2 separate regions of the Homo sapiens genome follow, and region 1 is linked to region 2. A link is an interaction called in ENCODE POLR2A ChIA-PET data of the cell type or tissue named here. Cell type or tissue: MCF 10A. All regions are shown on one strand.

Region 1 (2,500 bases), 150 kb before region 2:
TGAATGACCTGCCCCTTGGAATTATTTGATAGTTTCATTTCATTGGCTCAAGGATTGAGAACTATATCTGTATTGGAATGAAAAGAGTCAATGAAAAAGTGTATTTTTCTCTAATCAAATTAGTGACAAAGCATCTATGTATCTGCAGAGTTATAACTTTCTGTTTTTGTTTCCTCTTGCCTTTCTCCAATTGACTTTCTCCCATTGACTTTCTCCCAATATTAAGCAGTACATTCTATATCCAAAAAGTACATAGCAAAAATTCCAGTAAAACATATCAAACAAGGTAAGGCATTTTAAAATCATTCCCCTTAATCTCGTCAACAGATACTCTATGACACCCCGCTGTCTAGCTTCCCCCCACTAGTTTTCTAGAAATTTTTGATAGAAAAGATAGCAGGACTTGTGCCGTAAATAAATGATTAAAAAAAAAAAAAAAAGAAAACCCACCAGCATTATGAAACTGCACAAACACAGGAAATCTAAACATCTCAGGAAGGTGTTTTAATATCATTAACCCATTAAACTCCTTAGCTTACCTGGGAAGTATGTAACACCTATGATCTCACCACTTTATAAATGAGGAACTGGGGCCTAAGATCACGAGTGACTCAGTGGTATAGCCAAGAAAAGCCTGTTTCATGTATTAGTTTTTTTCCTCCCTCTTATTCTGTTACCAGGTACTTAAACCTGCATATGCACATAGAATTCATGTGCATAAATTCCTCCTGCATTAAAGAAGGATAGAGAAGTTGTTTGTCATAGTAGGAAGTGCCCTGGATAGGATTCAGATCTAAAAATCTGATTCTTTGCCAGCCACAGTGGCTCACACCTGTAATCCCAGCACTTTGGGAGGCTGAGGTGGGCAGATCACAGGAAGGCAAGAGTTCGAGACCAGCTTGGCCAACATGGCGAAACCCTGCCTCTCCTAAAAATACAAAAATTAGCCAGGTGTGGTGGTGCATGTCTGTAATCCCAGCTAATTGGGAGACTGAGTCAGCAAAATCACTTGAATCAGGGAAGCAGAGGTTGCAATGAGCTGAGATCCTGCCACTGCACTCCAGCCTGGGTGACAGAGTAAGATTCTGTCAAATAAATAAATATATAAATAAAATAAATTTCTGATTCTTTTGCTGTCCCTACCAGCTAGAAAGCCTTGAGCTGGTACCATCTTTTCTAAATTGGGGTTGACATGAGGAACAATCAAGATAAAAGATGTAAAGAATCTCCCTCCCCACACGGATGGAAACACATATATTATAGATATTTGCGGCAGACCCAGAATGCATAATCCACACCAAATCTTCTCTCAGCTAACAACATAGACTCTCTTCCCAAAGGCCTTGGCCATTCAGAGCCACCTGCCTTTTCACACATGACTGAAAAGACAGGTTTAACAGAGCTATAGATAGCATGGCCCAAAGACTGAAGAGAAAGCCTGTGCCACTCACCCACATGGGGTCACTCAGGTCCGAGTCCTGCATGCGGATACAGTCCATGCTAATCTCAATCTTGTTTGTCGCACCATCTTCTGATGGTTCATCCACAAAGTTCAAGTCAATGGGCTGAACTGAACATATAGGCCTAACACATAGGAAAGAAAAAAGTGAGTTAGGCATGGAAAGGGACTAAAATATACTCATGCTGTTGTTAACAACAAGCATTTTCTGCTTCAAAGTCAGCAAGGCTCATTGGTTTCTTGGAGTTAGAAACTCTAGGTTTGAGTCCTGGCTCAATCACTTATCAAATGTGTAATTTCAAGCAGTTCAAATCCAACCCCCACTTGTTAAATGAGGATCATGACCTCTGCCCTCCTCAGATAATTACTGGGTAGGATGCAGGAAATAACGGATGTATCTGTGATAGAGTATTTTATACTCGATTCCTAAGGGTCTCCAGTGTGCTGAAATTCTCTTTTCACCTTTTCTTAATTTACTCACTTATCCAAACCTGTTTTAATAAAGAAATAATAATACGTTTCACAGCAAGGTATAAATAAACAACAAAATTTAGTGTTTTATCTTCTCAGTGAGTACCTGCATTATAAAAGTAGATAAGTCTTCAAGCCAAAGGAATGGATTCTGAGTATCAGAGAAACATTGGGGAAGTGAATTTGGTGCAGGAGGCCTTAGGCCCTCCAAAATTACATCACCTTGGATTAGCAAGGATCTTTTGGTGTTAGAAATGGAAAAAAATCACCACTGAATTTGAACAAAGAGATGGCATTGGAGTCATTAACTTTTCCTAAATAACTTCTACTGATTCTAGAAAAAACATGCCCTAGTAAGCAATATTTTGACCACCCACATTTACCTATTTAGCTCAAGCAAAACATTTCTTGCTTGTTTTATACTTACTGTTCCAGAAAATCCCAGATATGCTGGAAAACCTCTGGACTGAGGAATTCATTTGTCTGTGTGCTCTGGGACATGGTGGATCGGTAATAACTTTCTTTCCAAGAGAAATGAGCTGGGGTTTCTACGAAACTTAAAAGGACAAA
Region 2 (2,500 bases):
GTTTGCATTAACACCAGCTGACGATAGTCAAACATTTAATGAAACATAAAGTATAATATAAGCTTCTGCTTTTCTCTTTTTTTCTCTTTATTAAGATGTAACTGGCAAATACAAGTTGTGTGTATTTAAGGCATACAACATGATGTTTTAATATGCATATATACTGTGAAATGATTACCACAATCAAGCTAATTAATATATCCATCAACTCAAATCCAACAACACAACATTGTATATGTTTGTGTGTTGAGAACATTTAAGATCTACTCTTTTAGCACACTTCAAGTATTATTGTTAACTATAGTCACCGTGCTATATAGATCTCCAGGATTTATTCATCCTGCATAACTGAAATTTTGTACCCTTTGAGCCACATCTCTCATTCTCCACCCCTGCTCCCCACCACCAGACCCTGGCAATCACCATTGTACTCTCTGCTTCTATGAATTCAACTTTTAAAAATTCCACATTTAAGTGAGATTGTGCAGTATTTGTCTTTCTGTGCCTGGCTTATTTCACTTAGCATAATTTCCTCTAGGATCATCCATGTTGCCACAAATGATAGCATTTTTTTTCCTTTTTAAAGTCCACTGTGTGTGTATACCACATAATCTTTATCCATTCATTTGTTGATGGACACTTTATTCCATACCTTGGCTATTGTGAATAATGCTACAATGAACATAGGAGTGCAAATACCTCTTCAAGTTACTAATTTTTTTTTTGGATATATATACAGTAGTGGAGTTGCTGGACATACAGTAGTTATATTTTTTATTTTTGTATGAACCTTTATACTGTTTTCCATAATGGCTATCCAAATTGACATTTCCACCAACAGTGTACAAGGGTTACCTTTTCTTGACATCCTCCCTGACACTTATTATCTATTGTATTTTTGATAATAACTATTTTATCAGCTGTGAGATAATCTTATTGTGGTTTCGCTTTGCATTTCCCTGAGGATTAGTGATGTTGAGCATTTTTTCTTATAACTACTGATCATTTGTATGTCTTCTATTCAGGTCCTTTGCCCATTTTTAAATCAGGTTATTTGTTTTGTTGCTATTGACTTGTTTCAGTTCTTTATATATTTTGCATAAAACCCCTTATCAGATAAATGGTTTGAAAGTATTTCCTCCTATTATGTAGATTATCTTTTCACTGTGTTGATTGTTTCCTTTACTGTGCAATAGTTTTCTAGTGTGATGCAATCCCACTTGTCTATTTTGCTTTTGTTGGCTGAACTTTAGGAGTTATATCCAAAATATAATTTCCCACACCAATGTCAAGAAGCTTTTTCTCTATGTTTTCCTCCAGTAGTTTTACAGCTTCAGGCCTTATGTTTAAGTCTCTAATCCATTTTGAGTTGATTTTTGTGTATTGTGGTAGACAAGGGTCCAATTTTATTTTTCTGCGTGTGGATATTTATTTTTCCTTGTAGCATTTATTAAAAGGACTATCTGTTACTCATTGTATTTCTTAGTACCTTTATGGAAGGCCAATAAACCATAAATACCTGGATTTATTTCAAAGCTTTCTATTTTGTTCCATTGGTCTATAATGTCAGTGTTTATGCCAGTACCATGCTGTTTTTATTAAAGTAGCTTTCTGATATATTTTGAGATCAGGTATTATGACACCTCTAGCTTTGTTTATTCTGCTCAAGGTTGCTGGTTATTTGGTGCTTTGTGGTTCCATATGATTTTAAATTTTTTTTTCTTATTTCTGTAAAAGATGGCATTGGAATTTTGTTAGAGATTGCATTGACTCTGTATGTTGCTTTGAGTAGTGTGGGCATTTAAACAATATTAGTTCTTTGAATCCATGCATACAGTAAGTCTTTTCATGTATTTGTGTCTTCTTTCATTTTAAAATCAATTTTTTGTTTTCAGTTTTCAGGTCTTCTACCATATTGACTAAATTCATTCTTCAGTATTTTTTTAGGCTAAGTAGAATTGTTTTCTTAATTTGCTTTTTGATAGTTCGTTGTTAGTATATAGAAACTTAACTAATTAATGTAGATGGATTTTGTATCTTACAACTTTACTGAATTTATTAATTCTAACGGGTTTTTTTTTGGTAGTGTCTTTAGTGTTTTTTTTTTAATATACATAATGTATCTGCAAACAGACAACATTGCATCTCTTCCTTTCTGATTCGGATGCCAATTTATTTTTCTTGGCTAATTGCTGTGGCTAGGAGTTCCAGAATTATATTAAATATAAATGGTGAGAGTCAGCATTCTTCTTTGCTAATCTGGGAAGAAAAGCTTTCAGCTTTTCACCACTGAGTATGATGTTAGCTATGGCTTATTGTATATGGCCTTCATTGTGTGAGCTACATTCTTTCTATATCTGATTTGTTGAAATGTTTACCATTAAATGATGTTGTATATTGTCAAATGCTTTTTCTGGATCTATGGAGATGATCACGTAATTTTATCCTTCATTCTGTTAATGTGATATATCACATTTATTGATTTGCATGTTTTGAGCCA

What was found. ChIA-PET counts read pairs that join two places held together with the same protein. Peaks named below come from ENCODE experiments on the same cell type or tissue, not always from the same donor. Only the 100,000 strongest peaks of a DNase experiment are listed, where the experiment ranks them.
Region 1: POLR2A ChIA-PET joins it to region 2 with 5 read pairs; 2 of 35 experiments call an interaction of 5 or more read pairs at or near these places.

The regions. Positions count from the first base shown.
Region 1 is chr3:189,737,726-189,740,225 of GRCh38, reverse strand. TP63 (tumor protein p63) reads right to left here. Exons shown (of 14, transcript NM_003722.5): 2 at 2,358-2,486; 3 at 1,452-1,584. Among named protein-coding and RNA genes, the nearest start is that of MIR944, 91 kb to the left of the region's middle. In MCF 10A, no CTCF peak of the experiment used is centred here; no DNase peak of the experiment used is centred here.
Region 2 is chr3:189,592,473-189,594,972 of GRCh38, reverse strand. No RefSeq gene overlaps it. Among named protein-coding and RNA genes, the nearest start is that of TP63, 38 kb to the left of the region's middle. In MCF 10A, no CTCF peak of the experiment used is centred here; a DNase peak (open chromatin) is centred at 1,222.